Regions from separate parts of the Mus musculus genome. Here regions 1 and 2 are each linked to region 3. A link is a loop called in an ENCODE intact Hi-C map of the cell type or tissue named here. Cell type or tissue: gastrocnemius. All regions are shown on one strand.

Region 1 (8,000 bases), 210 kb after region 3:
GGGGGCTTTCGCTTTTGGGGCTGGAGGTTTGCGCTCCTAGCTCCTGAAGATGTAAGCAATAAAGTTTTGCCGCAGAAGATTCTGGTCTGTTGTGTTCTTCCTGGCCGGGCGTGAGAACGCTATTAAGACTACACAGAGAAACAGTGTCTCAAACAAACAAACAAACACAACACAACAAAACAAAAACAAGTGTGTTTGATCATATCCAGTTGTATGTCCGTATGTGTTGCCTGCATGTATGTCTATGCACCACGTATGTACCTGGTGCCTATAGAAGCCAGAAGAGGGAATCTGATGCCCTGGAACTGGAGTTACATAGGACCGTGAATCACAACTGTGTACTGGGAATCAAACCTGGGTCCTCTGGAAAAGCAGCCACTGCTACTTTACCAGCTCCAGTTTCTATTAATTCACTGATTTTATTGTAGACTTATCTTACACGCGTTCTCGCGACCGGCCAGGAAAGACGCAGCAAACCAGAATCTTCTGCGGCAAAACTTTATTGCTTACATCTTCAGGAGCAAGAGTGCAAGAGCAAAAGCCTTATTGCTTACATCTTTAGGAGCAAGAAGCAAGAGCCAGAGCAAGAGCTCTATTGCTTACATCTTTAGGAGCCAGAGCGCAAGAGCGCAAGAGCAAGAGCCTTATTGCTTACATCTTTAGGAGCAAGAAGCAAGAGCCAGAGCAAGAGCTCTATTGCTTACATCTTTAGGAGCCAGAGCGCAAGAGCGCAAGAGCAAGAGAGCAAAGGTGGCGAAACCCCGTCCCTTTTAAGGAGAATTATTCTCCGCCTAGGACGTATTACTCCCTGATTGGCTGCAGCCCATCGGCCGAGTTGTCGTCACGGGGAAGGCAGAGCACATGTAGTGGAAAACTACCCTTGGCACATGCGCAGATTATTTGTTTACCACTTAGAACACAGGATGTCAGCGCCATCTTGCAACGGCGAATGTGAGGGCGGCTTCCTACAGACTTACAGTCATAAAATAGAATCGTGATAAGCGGAGAGTAGCAACTCTTGGGAAAATGGAGTTGCCCTTAACTGTCTACAGCTCAGTTAATGACCCCAATAAACTCGCTCACTCATCAGTATAAACTTAAATTCAGTCCTTCAGGCTGCTGGTGCCACCCTAGACTCCTCATAAAAATCATACAACAGCTATTTATTATGGAATAACAAATCACACTGAACCATGCACCTTAAAACAATGAACACTTATAACTGTTCAGTTTACACAGAATAGGAATTCAGGAATAGTTTGGCTTTGTGGTTCTGGCTCTGAGTTGTAACAAAGTGGTCAGTAGAGGCTTCAACTGCAAGAAAGCTTGAAACCAATGCTAGGGAGATGGCTCCTCATTGTGTAAAGTGTGTGCTGAGCAAGCATGAGAAGTGGAACTCAGGTTTATCAAGGGGGCATGGAGGCAGGCATGTAGCAAGGGGGTGTGGTGGCTGGCATGCAGTCCTTGGAACAAGTTAGCTGGTTAGACTAAATGGACCAGCAACCTTTGGGTACAGGGGAGAGATGTTGCCTCAAAAGGTGACCTCCACATTCACACAAGCACCTGCACACATATGTGCATCCACACACATATGGACATGCACATATATATTTATACCACCATATGCAGCATGAAATATTAAAAATCAATCCACACTATCACCGGCAAGGCACCAGTCTGTTCTCATCGTCTGGAGACTCTCTGTCCCGGAACTCTGAAATCTCTCCACCGAGTTGGCTAGGCTCCCATGGTGGATCCTTGCCATGCCAACCCCACACTTCAAATTCCCAAAGCTGGCTGGGGTGCCCTGCCACTGTACCTTTTCTATGGAACTCAGTTGAGTCACCGCATGAAGGAAAACACCACACAATTTTAGTTTAGAATCAAAAAGCAACAAGATCACTGGGTGCAACATCTAGTATCCTAATGTGTAAGCCATTCTAAGTTAAATCCTCTGGTAGTGGACTCCAACAGATCCGACACCTAAACCGGGTGTGTGTGTGTGTGTGTGTGTGTGTGTGTGTGTGTCTGCTACCTACATCTTGACTCCATCATCCTTCCCATCCAAAAAGCAGTATCTTTCATCCACACACATATGGATATACATACATATATATATATATATATATATATATATATATATATATATATATATATATATATATATATTATCACCATACACATACATATGTCAAAAAAAAGGAAAGGAAGGGGGACAGAAAGAAAAGGGGAAACAGTTCAACCTGCCATGCAGTAGGAAAACTTAAATCAGATCTCCAGCACCCATGTTAAAACCTGGGACCAATGTAAAAATCACTGGACACAGCAGTTTACGTCTGTAACCCCAGTACTGGGTGTCCAGCAGGGACAGAGAGATCCTTCAATTGTCCTGCCACATGAGTTAAATTGATGAGTTCCAAGTTCATGAAAGATCCTGTCTCTAAGATAAGATGGAGCATGATCAAGGAAGATATCCAGTGTCAGCTTGTAGCCCCCACACTAACAAGCACGTGAGCACCTGCACAATTACATGCACACTGGTAAATAAACTCATTTCCCACACACCACAGGGAGTGGAGGAAGAGGGAAAAATTGACTGGTAGAATTTTTCAGTGGTACAAGTGCTCATAAGTCCCCCACACTCCTGCAAGTAACTCCAAGAAACTCATTAATTCTCAAGCTAGACTTGCCATAATTTTTTTTAATGTGGTGATTCCCTCTCCATATGAGGAAAATAGACATTTCTTTTATGCCTCATTAGAAAAGTCACTGGTATCATACCAGTTGCCAGCCTGGTCTACAAAGTCAGTTTCTAGGAAAGCCAGGGCTACACAGAGAAACCCTGTGTCAAAAGAAGAAGAGGAGGAGAGTAGGAGAAGGGGGGGGAAGAAGAGGATGAGGAGAGGAGAGGATGTGGAAGAAGAGAAGAAGGAAGAGGATGGTGATGAAGAAGATGAGGAGGAGGAGAAGGGAGAGGAAGATGAGGAGGAAGAAAGAGGAGAGGAGGAGGGGGGAAGAAGAAGGAGGAGAAGGGGAAGGGGAAGGAAAAGAAGAAGAAGAAAGTCATTCAATATGGGGTCTACCTTCTTTCTTTCACAGAGATCCTCTGATGGGATGGATTCTCTATTTTGGTATAGCACCACAGAGAGCCCCAGCATGTCAGTTGTCCTTGCCCCAGCTTACAGAGTTATGCAGGGAGGATGCAAGGGACGTTTCAGGAGCTTGAAGCTGCTGAGACCCCTTTCTACCAAGCAGTTAGCTCCTGTGGCAGGGGTGTCTCTTAGGGCGACATACTGCTCCCACCACCACCACAGCACTGGCTCAGGGATTTCACTGGGCACAGAAGATGGAGATAAAAATGAGGCCTTTAGATCCTTACACAAAGGACCTGACTTTCTTTGCCAGCAGGTTGTAGGGAAGTTCAAGTCTACAAACATTTTCAAAAACAGTGGTGGGATGGGGTTAGGAGATGGTTCAGTGATTAAAGTGTTTCCTGAAAAAGAGTCAGGGCCAGAGGCTGGGTCTTAAGAAACCCAGGTAAATGCCATCTGGGCATGGTGACATCCCTGTAGTTCCAGGCCAGCATAAGAACTCCAGAGCAAGCTGGTTAACAAGATGAACCACTGGCAAGCTCTTAGTTTGAGTAAGAGACCCCACCTCAGAAGGGCAATGGAAGAGGATCTTAACATCAGCCTCGGCCCTTCTCGTGTGTGTACACATGTGCAAATCCACACACACATTCACCCACACACACGCAAAAACGTACATTGCACACACAAGGAAATGGTAGAGGAAAGAAAAAAATGGAGGTTTGTGAGAGGCGGTTTAGAGGAAGATGATAGAATTTGAAGTGGTATGCTACATAATAGGCTGCCTGGTTGTCTGGAGAGGAATTATTTTTTAAAAAGGAAAAGAAAAGGAAAAAAAAAAGAAAAAAGAAACTGGAGAATTCCCCTCGAATCTGAAGGATCGCAAACAGTGAGTTAGTGGATAGTTCCTTCGAAGTAGTCTCAGTCTGGAGACTGGATCAGAGAACTTTATATCCTGAACTGTTGGAGAAAATAATGGAGCATTCAACCTACAGTTATTGGAGCTTTGCAGCCACGTGTGGTCAGGAAGAGTCTGTGAGTCAAAGAGTCCTACCAAGGCCATTGCTACTACCCTAAAGTGCCTAGATACACAAGATTGCTCTAGGGAGGGATAATAAAGGCTTCAAACACCACCTGGCTCAAATACCATTCCCTAAAACGCAAGTAATAATCAGGAATCCTGGACAGAATAGAGCGGGATGCGGAGTTCTGAGACACAAAAAGTCATCTTCCAATGAAAAAATGAAAGACGGGGAAGCAATAAAGTATGCCTAATAAGCTAGTGGAAAATCAGGTTTGACTGGGATGAGAATTCACAAACTTAGCATTTCAAAAGCGCGGGGAAGAGCTTTTCCCTTTGTATAAATAGCGGTAAATGCCTTCTTGGTTCAACGTGTGTTACTGAGCTGTCACAACAATTCTGAAAGGTACCTATAATATTCGCGGTGTCAAAGATTTTCATAGGTAACAGAAACAGTAGCCTAATCCTAGCTCTAACTCTTTGTCTAGCTATGAATCAGGTTCATAGCCAGCAAGAGCAGCAGTCTGCCATTTCATTTCCCGTCTATAATCATATTGCCTTCCATGAAAAACCACATGAGGAAACAAAAGACTCAAGGGATTTTGCATAACTTGCTCCATATCAAACGCTAAGATATCACTGTGTCCAGCAGATGGCAACCCAGAACACGGCCAACAGCAGGCGCAGGATAAGGCGCTGAACTACATACCCACAATGCTGTGCGGAGACTCAAAGTCCCGAACTCCTGTTTGGCTGTCTAAGGTGATGCCTGTGCGCACCGCTGAGGGATTGTGTGTACTGAAACCATATAGGTTCTCGTCCTGCCTTCAGAGCGCAAAGTTCAATTAATTCTTAAATTCCGTAATTGGTCTTTAGTTGGAGAGCTGTATGCCTGAAACAAGACTGCTCTTTTTTGGTCTCATTTACCCTAGCCGAACACGAGGGCCCTTCACCTCTGACCCAAAATGGCCGCGCCCAGAGCGTAGTTCTTTGCTTCTCCGAGGCGAGCTAAGATTAAAATCCTACATCATGTCCAAGCTAAGCCGGGCCACTCGGACCCTCAAGAAGCCCGAGGCCGGCGGCGTGATCCGGTCCATCGTGCGAGCAGGCCAAGCTATTCCTGGGCCTCCACTAGGTCCCATCTTGGGTCAGGTGCGGTGTGCGGAACCCGGCCTGGGAGACGTGGGAGAGTGCGCTGGAGCCGGGGAAGTCTCCTTTATAAACGTTGTCTCCACTATTCACACCTTCAGGCCTTATGTCCTTGTATTACTTACGGAGCCTCTTTTGACCTCAGCACCTCTGACCCCCAAGTTGGCTAGTTGCTGATTAAGTGGTACCTTGTGGACGAATTGCCTGGCACCCAAAGCTATAGAACCAGAGTAGAAGAAATATAACAACACACACCCATACCCCCGCCCCCCCCCCCCACACACACAAAGATGAAAGGACAGGGGCTCCTGGTTGGTAGAAAGCCTTCAGCTCCCATACTTAACTTTGTGTATGCGTTCCTTATAGCGAGGTGTCTCTATCAACCAGTTCTGCAAAGAGTTCAACGAGAAGACAAAGGACATCAAAGAAGGCATTCCCCTGCCTACAAAAATTTTTATAAAGGTAGAGAGACCCATTCTCCCATATATTTCCTTGGCCCTTGAAACTAGTCACTCTGGTTGCTTCTCTGACTCTTAACTTGGTTGCTACCTTCCACTTATCATTTAAACAGAAGCCTAGACCATAATTTCTCTGAACTGGCTTGATCCTGCCATATTGTGGTTCTTACCTCTCATCTCACTGGGGCTTCCAGAGGAGATTTGGGCTAGGAATAAAAATGGCAGGGATGTGTGCTGTAGATTTGTTTTTCTGTCTTTTGTGGTGTGCAAGTTGGTGGGAGAAGGAAAGGGACATTAGAAATGTCTTGGACTGGATAGAAAACCAAGAAATTCTCATGTATCTTTGTCTGTTAAGCCCGACAGGACATTTGAGCTCAAGATTGGGCAGCCCACTGTTTCTTACTTTTTGAAGGCAGCTGCTGGGATCGAGAAGGGGGCCCGGCATACAGGTAAGGACTAGAGTGGGCACCTGAGAGTCTGATGTATCCAGAGAAATGTAGTGGCACTTGAAGAATTCTTTGCTCCTTCTTCCCAGGGAAAGAGGTGGCAGGCCTGGTGAGTTTGAAGCACGTATATGAGATTGCCTGTGTCAAAGCTAAGGATGATGCTTTTGCCATGCAAGATGTGCCCCTGTCTTCTGTGGTCCGTTCCATCATTGGCTCTGCCCGTTCCCTGGGCATTCGAGTGGTGAAGGAGTGAGTATCTTGAGAGGAATCCAAGTAAGTTCTTCATTTGGGAGGAAAGCTGAGAAGGCCCATTACAGTGAGGTGGTTGGGCTTTATTTGTTCTTCTTAATTTATAGCCTATGTTAGTTATGCATATTAAGCTTCATTGTGACATTTTCATACATGTCTAGCAGATTCTAGCAGAAGGATATGGGTTGAAGCCTCATCTTGTTTGGAATATATTTCATAAGCACCTGTTCTGTCCTGGACATGGATCTGGGCACTGGCTAGAACCAGGAATGGCCAGTAGTGCCTGGCCACTCTGGAGAAATGTGTAGTCCTAAAGGCCGACCCATACATAGAGGCCTAGACTAGCAGGTGTCAATGTTATAAAATCAATGGATGTCATGCAAGCAGAGAGGAGATTTCCTGCTTTTACCTGATGTGTCATTGAGGACTCTGAGGGAGGTGACATGGAAACTGCCCAGGAAAAGGAGGGTAAGAGAGCGTAAGATTACAAGGAGAGGGAAGGAGCTGAAGCTAAGTTCACTCTGGTCGAGGAGTCTTGTCTAGAGGCATATGGGATGTGGCCTGAGGGAGGGACGAGTCAGAAGGTTCCCTTGTCAAGTAGGAGAGCATTTGCCCCAGAGCGCAGCAGAGACAGGAGCAGGGACAGTCATCACTGGCCGCTTGCTGCTGGTGTCATTCCCTACAGCAAGACTGGCGTCAGTTGTTCCTCACGGGGGTGAGGTTAGAGCACAGTTTTCCTGGATGGTTTAAATCCTTAAAGTATGTAGATTTGTGGCTCAAAGGAAGGCCTAAGAAATCCCAATGGTATAATAGAGGCCACAGGTTAGGTAGGACTTTAAGACAGAGTCAAGGCAGAGGAAGGTAGCGTGTGTGAGTTGTGGTTCCAGGAAGAGAAACCACAGATGAGTAGAGGTATGACAGTTGGAAAGTCCAGGGAGGGGAGTGGACAGGGCAGCTGGGATCTGCGCCAGGACCCGCTCCTCACTGACTGTCTGTCTCCTTCTGTAGCCTCAGTGCAGAAGAACTGGAGGCTTTCCAGAAGGAACGAGCTGTGTTTTTGGCTGCTCAGAAAGAGGCAGATTTGGCAGCCCAGGCAGAAGCTGCCAAGAAGTGACCCCAACTTTCTACACTCTGAGAATTTGAAGTGAGAGGCTGAGAAAGGGGGCCACAGAGGAAGCTGAGCCAAAGGACTTCATGGCAACCCGATTTCTAGTTTCCTGACATGTTTCTGTACATTTGCTGTGCCAGGGGATCAAGCCTGAATAAATATCCTTTGTCATCAACTCTCAGCTTCTCTCCTGAGACCCCAGAGATGGGGACCAATACTGACAGTTCCCAGCCTTCACAGGTGTGAGCTGCCCTACAGGTGAACGCAGCCTCAACCAAGCAAATTATCATGCCCAGTGCCTTGGTCAGCCTTGTATTATATCAAAATAACCAAAGCTTGGTGCTTTATAAAGAAAAGGTATTGATTTGGCTTCTGATTCATGGTGCTGGAGTATGGCAAGGCTCACTTGCTGTATGACAGCATGGTACAGTGGAAACAGTCACATACATAGGGCCATCTGTGTGAGGTAGCCTCACCTGG
Region 2 (8,000 bases), 58 kb after region 3:
GAAGTACGTTCAAATCTCACCAAATCTCTTACAGCAAAGGATAGAGTCTGTGTCATATCAGCCTAGAGTGTAGTTCTGCTATAAATATGTTTTCAAAAGGAAAGAAATGCACAAACCTTCTCTCACAGAGAATCTAGTTCTACATCCCAACCACCACAGTCACTGACTGCCAGTCCCAAACAAATTCAAGCAAATTTCTGGCCTACCATCAGAGAAAAAGCTTATTGAACCATACAAATTCCAAAGGAGTCTGTCCCCCTCAGGTACTGAATTCTACTCCCACTCTACCATCCAGACTACCTAAGAACTACAAAAAAAAAACTAGATAGGTCAATTGAGACTCTCATAAAAACTCATACATCCCATGCATTTGCTGACCAAGTACCCAAACTGAGACCTTTCCCACTCGTTTACACTAAACAGAAGCAAAAACCCATAAATCACACAGCCTGCTTAAAGTTTGCAGTAAAGTCAGATTCCAGATATAACCTGAATTGAAGGAAACAGAATGCAGTATTAGACAGAACAAACATTTCGTTCCTATAAATGCACATCCTATGACCCTTCACCCCCCTCTTTGAAAAGACAAGGAATGGCCCAAAGTTGTGACTTTCCAGAACAGCAAATGAACCCTTGATGAGAATGAGCAAGCACCTATACCCACATGTAGTTCCTGTCCTCAAAATTCCTTACAAGGCACAAGCAGATATGAATCCAACAACAGCACAACTAGGGAATAAACAAGGCCTCACTCCCAGGGTGCACTGTTGAAAATGACAGGGCAAAGTTAACTCTCATCAGTGAAACCCACATCGGTCTGGGTGTCTCATAAAATCTTGCCAACATAAAAAAAGCAGGTATTTGAAAGATAAAGAGATAAAACCCCAACATATGAAAATCAACAGGGTCTGAAAAAGACATTTCCTCAAAGGAAATAGCAAACTAGCAAGCTGTCCTAAGAATTATTCAAGCAATAAAAAGTACTAACTAAATAAATGGTGTTAAAACCAAGTTTAATAGAAATCTCACACGCCCCTCTCAACACCCCCCCCCCCCCCAGCCAGAGTATTCCCCTTTGCAATCTCACCAAGCTAATAAACATCTGTGCCCGGAGGCACCAGCTTAGCAAGTAAAAGGCTAACGAGGGAGAGGCTTAATAGCCCCCTTTCACATGCAAAAATAACGCAGAAAACCGGGGCTTCCACTTGTTAAGTTGTAAAACCCAACACAAAGTGGAGGGTGGAGGAAAAGAATTAAAAAGCACAAAACCGCCAAGGCTAACCCATCGAATACTGAAAGGTCAAAGGGGTTCCGAAAAGGCCCCTCCCATGCCCACAAGCAGATTCATTCCAGACAATACTAAAAAAGCCCGAACCCGAGAAACCAAGGGCCCGCTACCTTCCGGGAAGCATCGGGAAGGAACGCCAGAGCGGCCTTGGGGCTTCAACCCAACCTTTTCCCTTTTCCCTCGATCTGACCAAATTCTGGAGAGGAAGTGGGGAAGTGGCGAACTCTTTTCACCGCTCCATAATCCGGTTGGTGCCCTTCCCTTTCCATTTCATTTTGGTGCCAGGCTCATGCAACCAGGAAAAGGCGCCTCCTCCCAACCCCGCACACTCGCAAATCTCTGGCGCGTCCCCAGCCCCGAGGCTTCGGCTTGCAGTGGCCACTGCACCCGCCCGGAACCGACTCCTCCCACTTGATGAATGTTGCTGGGACCGCAGGGGAGAAGGGTGGCTCTACCCAACTCGCCCCCAGCACCTTAGGCCCCGCTCCTGCACACTTCCCCATCATTCCCAACCCTGAGGACCAACCCCAGAGTGAGGGGCGTGGCTAAGAGGCAGAGAGCACCGCGCGTGTCCCCTCCCGAGCGCGCTCCCGCGTTACCTTTTACCACGTCACACTCGATGACGCGTCCACGGCGCTCGAAGAGGCTGCGCAATTCCTGACTTGTACATGCAGCCGATACATTGCCCACGAAAATCTTCCAAGTGTTCAGGGGCCTCGGGCGCGACATCTCCACCACGAGCGCGCGACCTGGACGCAGCTCGTGGCCATGCAGGGCCTCGATGGCGCGCACCGCGCCAGCGTTCTCGCGCATGTGCACGAAGGCAAACTGTTTCATGACGGCGCAGCTCATGACCGTGCCATAGGGCGCGAAGAGAGCTGCCAACTCCTCCGGTGTCGTATCCGCCCCATCGACATTGCCCACAAAAATCTTCATTTTGCCGCCGCAACCGCCTTCTCGGAGAGACAGGACCTCTCCTACAGCGACAGGCAAAACGTCCGAACGACCCGCAGTCCTCCACAGGAATGGCTGGCGACCGAGAACCCCGCCGCGCAGGCGCTCTAACCTAACCAATTGGAGGCGGCATCGCGCGCGGATAGCAGCCAATCAAACAGGTTGAGAGCAGATGTCCTTTGACGCAGCCAATCCCAGAGGGCCTGGAGCCCCTTGTTAACGGAGGGGGTGGAAAAAGCATAGAGGCGCGCGACCAACCGCCACCTTCGGGGGGAGGGGAAAGGAGGGCTGGGGACGGGGAAGCGCGCTCCGGCCGAGTCCGCAGAGGCCTAGTCAGAAGAGCTACCTCCGGCCAGGGTGTGGCGTCCCGGCGGGGCCCCAAGGAAAACTTTGTTCTTTAGGGAAGTCCGGGCTCCTCCGTTTGAGCTGCCGCAGCCAAACCCTGGGTGTTGTGATGGCAGCCTCAGCGTCTGCGGTAAGGCCGCGCCCGGAGGAGAAACCAGGACAAACCCCTTTTAGTCTGGGATTGGCCCCCGACACTATATGCTTGGAGTAGGAAGGGACTGTAACTCTTTCTTTGCAAGCACATTACTTGGGGTTGCTTGAGCTCTGGAGGATTTTGCAGACAGTGAATATTGAGCGTCTGTCTGTCTCAACCTGATGGAATTTCGAGAATTACGATGATGACCATTTATTGTATGCATGAAGTTTATCACAGTATTATGTTCCATAAAGTAGAAGATCAGTAATCCTGAGGAAGCCAAAAGTTGGATCTTAAAAATATATGAGGAGGGGGCCAGGAGTGGTGGGCACCCTTTTAATCCCAGCAACCAGGAAGCAAAATCGAAAGAAATTTGTTCGAGGCCAGCCTGGTCTACATAGTGAGATCCAGGATAGGCAAGGATATAGAGAGACCCTGTCTTTAAAAAAACAGCAAAAACTTAGAGGGGCTGCTCACTGGTAAGAGAGCTTGCTGCTTTTCCAGAAAACTTGAGTTCGATTCCCAGCACCAACATGAGGGCTTACAAACCAGCTAATTCCAGTTCCAAGAGAACTGGCCATTGCACATCTGTGGTACGCAGAGAAACAAGCAAAACACCCACACACATAAAATAACGTTAAATTTAAAAAAGGCTGGAGAGATGGCTCAGTGGTTAAGAGCACCGACTGCTCTTCCAAAGGTCCTGAGTTCAAATCCCAGCAACCACATGGTGGCTCACAACCATCCATAGTAAGATCTGTCGCCCTCTTCTGGTGCATCTGAAGACAGCTACAGTATACTTAGATATAATAATAAATAAATCTTTTAAAAAAATTTAAGCCATCCCTGTAATCCCAGCACTTGGGAGGCAGAGGCAGGCAGATTTCTGAGTTCGAGGCCAGCCTGGTCTACAGAGTGAGTTCCAGGACTGCACAGAGAAACCCTGTCTCAAAAACAAACAAACAAAACTAAAAAAATTTCAAAAGAACAGAACAAAGCAGCCCACTGCTGTACTCACAGCTTTAAGGGTCAGAAGTTGAAAGTCATCCCAAATTGCCTGGGATATGTGAGACCCTATGTCAAATAAACAAATAACCTTGGGGAGAGGTCTCTTGAGTCTTGGCGGCTTTCTTTTAATGTTTTGTGTGTATGAATGTTTGCCTGTATGTATTCATATACCACGTGCATGCAGTGCCTGCGGAAGCCAGAAGAGGGCGTCAGATCCTGATGTTAGTGAGCTGTCATATGGATGCTGCTGGGAGCTGTTTCTGTTCTTTTTTTTTTTTTTTTTTTTCCTTCGAGACAGGGTTTCTCTGTGTAGCCCAGGCTGTCCTGGAGCTCACTTTGTAGGCCAGGCTGGCCTCAAACTCAGAAATCTGCCTGCCTCTGCTTCCCGAGTGCCCACCACGCCCGGCTGCTCCTGTACTCTTAACTGCTAAGCCATCTCTCTATCCCTTTGTGGGTTTCTTGTTCATGTGAGCTCCCCTTTCCTTCAAGAAAAGCACTTTATAATTAGGAGGAAACAGCTCCACAGCAAAGATGAATATATAACATAAAATGAATCATTTTAACCATGTCCAAGTGCACAGTCTGTGCTATCAAGTACATTTACATTGTACAAACCCCAGCACCATCCATCTCCAGGATAGTTTACCTTCCTCAGCTGAAATGCTGTGCCTATTAACAGTAATCCCCATCACCATCACCCTCTCTCTCCAGTCCCTTGAAACCAACATTTGACTTTCTCTCCATAAATTTGAGTATTTGGGGTACTTCACAGAAGTATATTATACAAATATTTGTCTTCAAGCTTCACATTGTAGTGTATCAAACTTCCCTTTCATTTTAAGGCATGATATTTTACTGCATGTATGCCACGTTTCTCAGTCCATTGCTTCAGGAGTGGGCACTTTGGTTGTGTTGAAACTGCAGCCATTTTGAATAATGTAGAACATGAGTGTACAAATATCCTTTGAGGGACAATAAACTATCTCGGATGGGAAGTGTACTCACTGTCACTCTGATGAGGGACAATAAACTATCTCAGATGGGAAGGGTACTCACTGTCACTCTGATGGCCTAATTCTGCTCATGCACATAAAATCAAAAATTGTAAGCAAAAATTGTTTTGAGTAAATGTATCTATAATTTGTTATTAATGTTTAATTTTAATACTTATTTTCTGTACCTTATATAAGGAGCCTCATGAAAAAAAGAGAAGAAGCAGCCCTGATTTAAATTCCTGTTAGGGCCAGTGAGGTGTCTCAGTGGATATGGATGGTTGCAACCTGTCTGGTGACTTGAGTTTACTTCTCAAGACCAAAATGGTGGAGGGAAAGAACTGATTCCTTTGTGTTGTTCTTGAAATTCTACAAACACCTACTTCCCCCCCAATACAAAAAAAAGGATACATATATACATATGTATATATGTATGATTGTACACACACAATGTTTAAGCCCCTTTCTCCTAGATCAAAGGTGTGTCAAAGACTTTACCCAAGTTAGGTATGGCTATATGACTCACTCTGGCCAATGAAAGTTAGAAGTGCTGTCCTTCGGCTGATAGTGGACATACTGAGCTAAGGTTTCTGTCATCCAGAATGACTTCAGTAGACAGAACCCTCACCTTCATACTGAGCCTATCATCTGTACAAACACATAACCATTATTAAACAGCAGAAATAAGCCCAAAGATGTTTCTAGGCAAGTCCCCTTGAAAGGCATTTCTAATAATGCATATATCATGTGAAGTGTTTTTTGTGAAATATGATCTTTATGGTTAAATACAAATTGAGGGACTGAAGAAATTCCTCAGTGGTTAGGAGCAAAGGCTGCTCTTCTAGAGGGCCTGCACTCAGTTTCCAGCACCAACATGGCAGCTCTCAAGCCTGTAACTCCAGTTCCAGGGGATCTGTGGCACCAAGCCCATATGTGGTATAAAGATATATGCTTGCAGGCAAAATATTCATACACATAAAATCTTTAAACAAAAAACAAGAAAAGAAAGAAAATGCTAATTAACTGGATTTTATTGCCATCTTACCACTGGCAGTGCTTTCCAAAGTGGTGAATAGAATTCAACTCAGTGTGTTTAGTGAACATGCTTTGTTTCTAAATGAAATGAACTGAGTTTTACACAGTGTTGAGGTCTGGCCTGTTACTATGGATTGAACGCTAAATTCTGCATCCCAAGAGCAAATTCTCACACATGCCAGGTTTTGTCCTGCAAACCTTGCTCCTTAATTTAGAACTGTTGGTTGAATAAAGATGTTTACAGGAGAGTAGGCAGGGCTTTGGTTCCAGAGCTTGGGAATCTGAGGCAGATACATGAGAAAAGAGGAGGAAGAAGGGACCATGGTGTGATGGTTTGTGTATGCCTGATCCAGGGAGTGGCACCATTAGGCGGTGTGGTCTTGTTGGAGAAACTGTGTCACTATGGGCATGAGCTTTAAGACCCTCTTCCAACCTGCCCGGAAGCCAGTCTTCTACTAGCAGCCTTCACATGAAGATATAGACCTCTCAGCTCATGCTGTACTGTGCCTGCCTAGATGCTGCCCTGCTCCCACCTTGATGGTAATAGACTGAACCTCTGAACCTGTAAGCCACCCCCAAATATATGTTGTCCTTTATAAGACTAGCCTTGGTCATGATGTCTGACCAAGTAAAACCTAAGTAAAACCCTAAGACAGAAGATGGTACCAGGAGTGGGGTATCGATGTGATAGTCCTGACCATGATTTTTCTGGGAAGATTGTGGATTTTGGGACTTTGGATTTGGAAAGCAGAGGAATGCTTTAAATGGAGCTTAATGAGCTATGCTAGTAGGACTATGGTAGACTTTGTTACTGAGAATGATTTGAATTGTGCAGAACTGGCCCAAGAGGTTTCAGTGGAGAATTTCACTATGTGGCCTAGAGACTGCTTTTGTCTGATATTTTGATAAAGAATCTGGCTACTGGGCTGGAGAGATGGCACAGTGGTTAAGAGCACTGTCTGCTCCTCCAAAGGTCCTGAGTTCAATTCCCAGCAACCACATGGTGGCTCACAACCATCTGTAATGGGATCTGATACCCTCTTCTGGTGTTTCTGAGGACAGCAACAGTGTATTCATATACGTATAAATAAATAAATCTTTAAAAAAAAAAGAAGGAAGGAAAGAAAGAAAGAAAGGAAAAAAAGGAAAGAAAGAAAGGAAGGAAGGAAGGAAGGAAAAGAAAGAAAGAAAGAAAGAAAGAAAGAAAGAAAGAAAGAAAGGAAGGAAGGAAGGAAGAAACTGGCTACTTTTTGCCCTCCTCTGAAGAGTTTGCCTGAGGCTAGGGGAAGAAACTCAGATTAATTGCCTTAAGAAAGGAAGTCTCAGAAACACTCATTATAGCCTTTGTTCTCTGGTTAAGTCTCATGAAGAGCATTTTAAACAAGCATAGCAAGCTGAGAAAGGAAAAATAAAAAAATATATGGCTCAAGCTGGGCAGTGGTAGCTCATGCTTTTAATCCTAGCACTCGGGAGGCAGAGGCAGGTGGATTTCTGAGCCTGGTCTACAGAGTGAGTTCCAGGACAAACAGGGCTACACAAGAGAAACCCTGTCATTCATGTATGTGTGTGTTTATGTATGTGTGTGTGTGTGGTATGTGTGTGTGGTGTGTGTGTGTGTGTGTGTGTGGTATGTGTGTGTGGTGTGTGTGTGTGTGTGTGGTATGTGTGTGTGTGGTATGTGTGTATGTGGGGTGTGTTTGTGTATGTGTGTGTGGTGTGTGTGTGTGTATGTGTGTATGTGTGTGTGTGTGGTATGTGTGTATGTGTGTGTATGTGTGTGTATGTGGGGTGTGTGTGTGTGTGTGTGTGTGTGGTGTGTGTGTGTGTGTATGTGTGTGTGTATGAGTGTGTATATGTGTGTGTATGTGGGTGTGGGTGTGTATGTGTGTGGTATGTGTGTGTATGTGTGTGTATGTGTGAGTATGTGGGGGGTGTGTGTGTATGTGGGGGGGTGTGTATGTGTGTGTATGTGTGTGTGTGTATATGAGGGGTGTGTATGTGTGGTGTGTGTGTGTGTGTGTGTGTGTGTGTGTGTGTATAAAATCTGCTGAGGAAAGCTGCTAACAGGGAGTGGATCCAGCTTAGGAGAAGGAACTTTACTGCTGCTAACAACATGGAGATCTGAATATGGCTTTGACATCAGACATGGAGATGTTTGGAGTTGGTTTCCTGTCTTGCCTTGGGGATCAGAGTTAAGTGATTGGATGAATCTCAGAAGAGACTTTGAACTTTGGACTTTTAA
Region 3 (8,000 bases):
GGCTGAGAAGTTATCTTGCATGGGAACTATGAGGGCAGGATGCTGGCTACTCCAGCTTCCAGGGGCCTGCCAAGTGCCAGCAAAAGCCTACATAGCCTCAGCTGGAAATGGGCTTACTAGGGCCTTCTGTGGTCTATTAGAAAGAATTTGCTATTGCACTTCTGCAGAATTCTGAAACTATGAAGAATGTATAAAATCTAATCTGGCCTTGAGGGCTGTGTCCTCCAAGTCAATCCAGTCGGGAGAATTCCGAGCTCACAGCACCACTGACAATGCCAAAGACAGGTTCTTAGCTCTCCCTGTACCTTCTCTCCCAACAGCTTACAGGATGGCAAAGAATACCTATTCCAGGCCAAGGACGAGGTGAGCCTTCCCCTGCCCGCTGTGCTCTCTCTCCCTGCCAGCACCGGGTTTTATGAGACAGGGTCTCACTCTGTAGACTTGGTTCCTACTCCAGAGTGGCCTTGAACTCATACCAATCCTCCTACCTCAGTCTCCTGTGCCACCATGACCAACTGATGCTCCCCATCCTAATGAGGTCCTTTTTCTCTTTCTAAAATGAAAACCTCACTCTCTTTTTCTACCTCCTCCCATCATATTTCCCCTCTGTCTGCTACAGGCTGCCCCAAGTCAGTCCTTGTGTATGAGCTGATGTCTCCCTGTCCCCTGCAGGCAGAGATGAGCTCATGGCTGAGAGTGGTGAATGCAGCCATTGCCACTGCATCCTCTGCCCCTGGAGAGTCAGAAGAGCCAGTGGTGCCCAGTGCCAGCCGGGGTCTGACCCGGGCCATGACCATGCCCCCAGTGTCACAGCCTGAGGGTTCCATCGTGCTTCGAAGCAAGGATGGCAGAGAAAGAGAGCGAGAAAAACGATTCAGCTTCTTTAAGAAGAACAAGTAGTCGGGGCAAGACTCCCAGGCCAGCTCCCTCCCTCTGTTCAGAAAACTGCCAGGGACTGTCGACAGAGACCACCCTCTTGGCAGGACAACTGCCTGCTGCTAGGGTCTGCTGCTAAGGTCAACCCATCACCAGGAACTGTCACTGGGGACAAAAGAGTGTTCCCACAACCTTCTCTTCTGCTATTTAATTCAACTGGTGGTGGGACCCAGGCTACCCCTAATACCACCCATTCCTACCTTGTCACCTCTTCCCAAGCCTTATACCTCCACCCATCCCCCCACCATGGTGCAGATAGTGCCACCCTCAACGTGGGCTATGTGGGAACCATTGTCCCTGCCTCAGGGTCATTGTGCCACCACAGCTAGGGTGTGCCATCCACCATTCAGTTCTTTGCCTCTGGGATCAGCCAGGACCCTCAGAGCTGAAGCAGGCAGGACCTGAGGGCAGGAGCGCCAGATGATGAAGTCGGAGGCGCTGAAGCCTTCCCTGCCTATCCTGCCTCACCCTCTGACTCAAGGGGCTGCTTGTTTCCAGCCACTCTAGGTGGCTCCCAAGTGTGAGTTGTTCAGGAGTAGCCACATCCTTGAGCCTATCCAAGGAGGTGATTAAACAGCTCGACTTCTCTCACTGCCTCTGGGTGTTGTTGCTTTCCTGACCGTAGCCTCTCCTGGTCTCCTGCATGTCAGATAGCCACTGTACGCCCAGCTTCTGAGCCCCCACAAACTGTGTGATCCTGAGAGCCTCCCTGCCCAGTCTCCCCATGATAGTGATCTGTTTCACTGGGCTGACCTATGCTAAGCCTCTGTTTAAACCAAAGACATCCACTGTGGGTTGGGCTGATGATAATTAACAGTATTCATGATCAAAGGAAGCAAGTCACTCTCCCTGGTGCACACTTTTTTGTTAAATTTCTTGCCGTGCATGCAAGGCAAGCACTCTAAACTACAACTCCTCGCTAATTTTCCTCACTCCCAAGTGTCTCAACTGTTTTCAATAAGGAGTAGTGAGGGTTATTACCACAACCTAGTCTTAACTGCTGCTCAGCCATCAGTGGAAAGGTGAGCACCTTTCTGTCTTTCCCATAAAATCAAGGGAGCTCCCACAGAATCAGAAGAGTGGCAGGTCCTACCTCCTGAATTCTAGGTCACCCTAGAAAGCCATAAGGATATCCTGAGTATGTAAATAAACACACAATGTATTCTAGAGATGGAGAGAGTATTTGTTCTTAAACTTTGCAATGTATAAACAGAAGGTATTAAAAATTGCAAGTCTTGAGTCTGTTTGACTCAGGAAAACTACTGTCTTCAGCATAACTGGCCAGGGACCCCAAGCAGCCCTGACTACCATCAGTCAAAACAAAGACAAGCAGAGCCAGGTGTATGTAGACTAGGAACTATTATGACACAGCCCCAAGCTGGGCTCCACACATCAGATCTGGCACAGCACATTATTCACAGGGTAAGTATTCTCTCTCTCAGGGACGGCCTTTCTCTTAGGTGGTTTCAGTCGCCCCACAACAGTGTAACAGCAACACCCCATTCTCAGGCAAAACAAACGTCAGCACACATTTTCCTCATAACTCTCCTTCAGCTGTTACACATGGAGCGTTATTGTGGAGAGCTCAGATCATGGGGCTTGGGGGAAAAAGCAGTAATTGGAAAAGTTTGAAAGCAGATGTACTATGTGTGAGAGGAATTAATGGAGAAATGGCCTTGCAATTGAGTGCTAGGCAGAGCAGTAACTGAATGAAAAGGAAGGACAGGAATTAGGTGAAAGTCTACACGTGTGGCAGCTAAAGCCACTTGAGAATAGGGTTCCACATAGGACAGATAAGAGGGTAAACAGAGGGCTAGGGAGCAAGTCTTCAGGAAAGACATCTTGGAGTATCGGTGGGAGAGAGGAGAAGGATGATAGATAGAACGGGGCCCTGAAAGCTATGGGGACAAAAATAACACCAGTGTTGGCCCTGCAGACCGGTGGGAAGCAGGGATCAGCAGCAATGAATGGGCTCATACTTTGCACTTTTACCGACCACCACTGACGAGGGTGGGTTTTGCTTGTGTTGACCCACATGGAAGCTAATGGCCACAGTGGACTACTGAGTATGCAACGTGTGGCAAGTGTAAACTGCGATGTGCTGAAGGTATGAAATAACAGATATTCAGGACTTCAAGGGGAATTCAATTATCTCAATTTTTATATTGGTCTCATGTTAGAATGTCAAAAATATTAAAATAGATTTCAAGGTTTTATAGTTTGATGTTTCCTGGAAATTTGTATTTATTCACTGTGCTAGGTATGAAACCGAGAGCTTTGTGGTTGTTAGATTAATGCTTTACTATTGAGCTGAACCCACAGACCATTTTCACAGTTTATCACGAATTACTTATATGACTCATTGTATCTCTATTGTATGGCACTGTTCAAACTGGACCACAGATCTAAGAGTGAAAGGTAATAGGAATGGAAGAGAATAGACTATCTACATGAGCTGTGGTAGGAGAGGGTATCTTAAAGAGAACATAAAAGAGAAAGCTTTAGGAAACAATAATTTGGTTACATTAAAAATATTTCCCTCAAAAAACAAAGCTATTAGTGTAATGACAAGATATCTGAACCAAGTAGAAATAGCTACAATATGAGGAAAACTCGACAGCTCAACCCAAAGGCTGAGACCTAAAATCCAGACAGAAGACGGAAAGCAGGAAATGTACATTCGCACAAATGATAAGAACAAGGTATTTTGAAATTCATTAGAAACAAGACAAAAACAAACTACGTCGAGTTGTGAATAAAACTTTACACCTTTTCAACTGACAAAAATTAGAAAAGTTACTACCAGACCTTGGTAATGACAGGAAAAACAGAACAGACAAACATAGTGCCTCTGTGTTCCAAGTGGAGGATATTCTAGCAGGGCTTTTTTCTTTTTTTCTTTTTTTCTGGGAACTTGGTACTACTTACACATGTTAGGGTTTGGTTTGGTTTGGTTGTCTTGGGGTATGGGGTTTTGTTTTGTCTGTTTGTTTGAGACATTGCTTCTCTCTGTAGCCCTTAGTGTTCTGGAAGTTGCTCTTAGACCAGGCTGGCCTCCAACTCACAGAGCCGCCTGAATGTGCTCATCACCACCCAACTCACATAATAAAAAACGATAAAACTGGAGGCTAGAAATGATATCACACACCTGTAATTAACCAGCACTTGGGAGGCTGAGGTAGGAGTGTGAGTTCAAGGCTAGTCTGGATTACACAGCCAGTTCTTGGACAGCCTTGACTACACAGAAAAGCCATGTCTAAAAGAGGCAGGGAGGGAGAAAGGGGGTGAAATGAAATTGTATAGAAAAATGGGAACTGGGCTGGTGAGATGGCTCAGTGGGTAAGAGCACCGGACTGCTCTTCCGAAGGTCAGGAGTTCAAATCTCAGCAACCACATGGTGGCTCATAACCATCCATAGCGAGATCTGACTCTCTCTTCTGAAGTGTCTGAGGACAGCTACAGTGTACTTACATATAATAAATAAATAAATAAATCTTAAAAAAGAAAAAAATGGGAACTGTTAGTAGAGCATTAGTTGTGGAGCCCCCACAAATTTGGGAAGAGATCCCAAAATACAATGTACAAGGTTAGGTGATAGCAGATCCCGAGGAGGTTCCAGGACAGCCAAGACTGCCAGAAAACCCCATCTCGAAAAACAAACCAAAAAAAATTAATTTTAAAAATGTGTAATTACAATTAGACAATGCCTTCTGAAATGAGTGGGAAACATGGATTTGGTAAAGAAATGTTTCCAAGTAGCTTGGGTGCAGGAAGTCAACTCGGGGAACTGATCTCTATACTATTGGAGGAGCTGGTGTTGGAACTACCACAATGGGGAATTGTTTTGACAACAATGGGGATGGTCTAACAACCATCCCGGTGCCTCTTCTAGGAGATGAATTCAATCCCTCAATGTCTGTAAGCCCGCTGCTTTGTGATAGTGATCCACCAAGCTGGTACCCTGCTTGCCACCAGGAGGTGCCCTTGGACCGCAACAGAGAGTCTGGAGCCTGACAATTGCCTGTGCCTCAGGCAGCTTGGGACGGATGCGGAACCCTTGTCACTCATTCCCCAAACCTGGATTCTCCCTGGACCTCTGGACAACGTATTCCTTGGTAATGCTCACCACATTTCAGGAACCAGGATAGACAGATACTACGAGGGAAAGCCAGCCCACGTATATTCATGAATAAACATGACAAAGTATAGTTTGGATAGAGAAATGCCTCCCTCAGACCTAACCTAGTTCTAACCCAGATTATCTTTCTACTCCACTCTCAGTCTCAGCTTCTTCACCAATGAACAACACTATTGCAGTGAAAATTAAATTGTTTTACGGGAATTCTTACCCCTTCCTACCCAAACAAGGGAGAGATTAGGTTAAGATGTGGTAGTGCCTGGGTTTCTGAAGTATCGCTCTCAGCAGCCAGAGGTTGAGAAAACCCCCTTCTAGCGGGCCCAGTGACACAACCCTTTGTCATCAGCCCCCTCGACAGTGCGCCCAATACCACGATCCATTGTGATGCTTAGAGACTCCCCCGGGCCTTACGGTTTTGCCAAGGCAATGGTTGCTTCCTGAGCCCCCTTGACGCGCAAGCCGCGACCCACTCCCAAGGCGGTGATTGGCTAGCCCGGGCTGGGGGCGGGCTGACCTTCGCTCCGCAGTGCCGTCACCACATGACCCCGCCCCCGCACGGGGGGCGGACAGTTGTGTGCGGCCGCAGGATTGGTCGCCCCGCTCCTGCGAGGGGGAGGGGAGGCAGGCAGCGCGCACTCGCGCGTGCGTGAGCTGGCGCGCGAGAAAGCGCCCGGTCGCGCCGAGGCTCGAGCGGCCGTCGCCATTTTGTAGGGTTCTCTCTGACGCGGGACCCGCCGCCACCGCCGGCACCACCCGGAGGTAGGAGAGGATGCTGTGGGTGTGTGGGAAGCCCTGGAGCGGACTGGGCCGGACCTCGGAGGGCCGGGAAGGCTCGGGTTTGGGGCCACTCATCTTCTGAGGAAGGTCCCGGGAAGACAAGGAAAGGAGGCGGGGCCGGGTCTCCGGAGGGGGCGGGGCAGGGGTCGGGCCGAGTCTTTGTTGGGATGTTGCAGCGGAGGTTGGGCCGCTGAGGATAGGGGTCCAGTGTTGGGTGAAAGAGGGCTTTCGTTCTTGGAGTATGGTGGGAGGGGATACCGCGCTGTGGAGAGGTACACAGATTTCCCTCCAAAAACCCGTAACTAGGGACATTCAGATACTTCATGCCTTCCACTTGTCTTTCATCCCTGTGCTAAACCGTGAAGGAGCTAACCTTGTAGAGTCAATGTGCCTGACCTCACGGATATATATCTTAGACCTTGTTGTGCATTCTGACCCCCGACCTTCTGTTGGCATTGTCACACAGCAGTTCCTCTCTCAAAAAGAACTGTGAGGGTCGGGGTGTGCTGTAGTGTCAGTTTCTCACTTCACACCTGACTTTTAAAATCTTGTTTCTTCTCTGCCAGGCTCTTGTCAGGATGGTGAAGCTGTTCATTGGAAATCTGCCCCGGGAGGCCACAGAGCAGGAGATCCGCTCACTCTTCGAGCAGTACGGGAAGGTGCTGGAATGTGACATCATTAAGAATTATGGCTTTGTGCACATAGAGGACAAGACGGCCGCTGAGGATGCCATACGCAACCTGCACCACTACAAGCTGCACGGAGTGAACATCAATGTGGAAGCCAGCAAGAATAAGAGCAAAGCTTCAACCAAGTTACACGTGGGCAACATCAGCCCCACTTGTACCAACCAAGAGCTTCGGGCCAAGTTTGAGGAGTACGGCCCAGTCATCGAATGTGACATCGTGAAAGATTATGCCTTTGTACACATGGAGCGGGCAGAGGATGCGGTGGAGGCCATCAGGGGCCTCGACAACACAGAGTTTCAAGGTGAACTGTTCTGGGGATTGGGTGGCAGACCTTCGTGGAGTCTCTAGCTCAAGGCAGAGGGAAGAACACAAGACCACAGGGCTTCAAGAGTGGCTTCTGCCATTCTTTTAAATGCAAAGAACAGGTTATGTTTACTACTCTTAGCATAATTCACTCTGGGGAAGTAAGCCTTCCCCATTGTATTCGCCAAGCTCCTTCTCCACAACTGCATGGGCTCCTGCCTGCCTGCCTTTGGTCTTCATTCACTTGAGTACTGTCACAAGTCTTAAGTTGCCTAGGCAGAGAAGTAGTTAGGTAGTGTGAGAAGGGCTAGAGGTTAGGACTTTGTTGCTGGTTTGTGGTGGACCCAGAAGCCTTTGAGAGTTTTTACCCTCTGCTGCTTTCGAGGATGGCTGGTGGTAGTAAAGAGGAAAAAGGGAATCTAGAAGAAGCGCAGTATGAGAATCTGTGGTGAGTCTGGTTGGGTAGATGGGTATCTTTGAGGTGTTCAAATTTGTTCAGTCTGTGGGCTACTACAGGCAAAGCCAGGAAACAGGTCATAGGTTCTTCTGCTCCATCTATTACTTTAACAGGCTAGGAAAACAGCTTTTTTTCTTTAGAAATTGGATAGGAATGATGGTCTTGCTTCTAGGGAAATTTCATCAAGGACATTATAGAGCTTATTATATTGCTTATATTGATCATAAGTATTATCACCAGTACCATAGGATCTTGTCTGAAAATACTTGCAATCGTGTTACTATAGTAACCACTAGTTACAAGTGGCTACTAAATTTAAATTAATTCAAGTAAATTTTCAAATTAGATTTTTCCAGTGTGGGCAAGAATGAGAGAATGGCTACTGTATTAGGAAACAGATCAGACCCACATTGCAGGAAGTTCATTGGTTAGTAGTTATCCAAGTCTTTTATTGACACGGTCATGTTGGACCACAAATTCAAGTCTACTTTTCTAGTTCCTAAGTCAACATCTTTTTGTGGCCTAAAAGTTAAATATACAAAGGTCCTCTTATTAGAAAACAATGAATTGGTGGAGAAAAGGTAAACTTAAATCAGAAAAGTGTAAATATGCAAATAGTGATGCTTACTGGAGGCTCACTATTATGTATTCTAGCTTCACCACTAATACCCTGGCCTTTAGTTATTGAAAGCCTAAACGT

The links. Hi-C counts contacts between places; a loop is a spot of excess contacts. Peaks named below come from ENCODE experiments on the same cell type or tissue, not always from the same donor. Only the 100,000 strongest peaks of a DNase experiment are listed, where the experiment ranks them.
Region 1: a loop joins it to region 3, with 2.8 times the contacts of the local background. A loop is called at or near these places in 15 of 42 quality-filtered maps.
Region 2: it touches region 3 in a loop (8-fold over the local background); 12 of 42 quality-filtered maps call a loop at or near these places.

What each region holds. Positions count from the first base shown.
Region 1 is chr19:4,957,254-4,965,253 of GRCm38, forward strand. Mrpl11 (mitochondrial ribosomal protein L11) reads left to right here and starts at 5,053. Exons shown (of 5, transcript NM_025553.4): 1 at 5,053-5,262; 2 at 5,626-5,721; 3 at 6,073-6,166; 4 at 6,253-6,412; 5 at 7,421-8,000. The coding sequence starts at 5,140. The coding sequence ends at 7,526. In gastrocnemius, a CTCF peak has its summit at 4,770 (motif pointing right); DNase peaks (open chromatin) are centred at 4,820, 5,077 and 7,403; H3K4me3 peaks cover 1,436 bases; H3K27ac peaks cover 1,049 bases.
Region 2 is chr19:4,809,285-4,817,284 of GRCm38, forward strand. Gm21992 (predicted gene 21992) reads right to left here and starts at 2,315. Exons shown (of 3, transcript NR_157185.1): 1 at 1,888-2,315. Rbm14 (RNA binding motif protein 14) reads right to left here and starts at 2,350. Exons shown (of 3, transcript NM_019869.3): 1 at 1,888-2,350. The coding sequence starts at 2,224. In gastrocnemius, CTCF peaks have their summits at 2,595, 3,493 (motif pointing left) and 3,938 (motif pointing right); DNase peaks (open chromatin) are centred at 1,903, 2,406 and 3,938; H3K4me3 peaks cover 3,376 bases; H3K27ac peaks cover 3,308 bases.
Region 3 is chr19:4,750,829-4,758,828 of GRCm38, forward strand. It overlaps Sptbn2 (spectrin beta, non-erythrocytic 2), which reads left to right. Exons shown (of 37, transcript NM_021287.2): 36 at 321-363; 37 at 673-3,150. The coding sequence ends at 900. The region is part of intron 2 of Gm21992 (predicted gene 21992); the gene reads right to left. It overlaps Rbm4b (RNA binding motif protein 4B), which reads left to right and starts at 5,697. Exons shown (of 4, transcript NM_025717.3): 1 at 5,697-5,833; 2 at 6,418-6,841. The coding sequence starts at 6,430. In gastrocnemius, a CTCF peak has its summit at 4,899 (motif pointing right); DNase peaks (open chromatin) are centred at 4,926, 5,631 and 6,291; H3K4me3 peaks cover 2,010 bases; H3K27ac peaks cover 2,175 bases.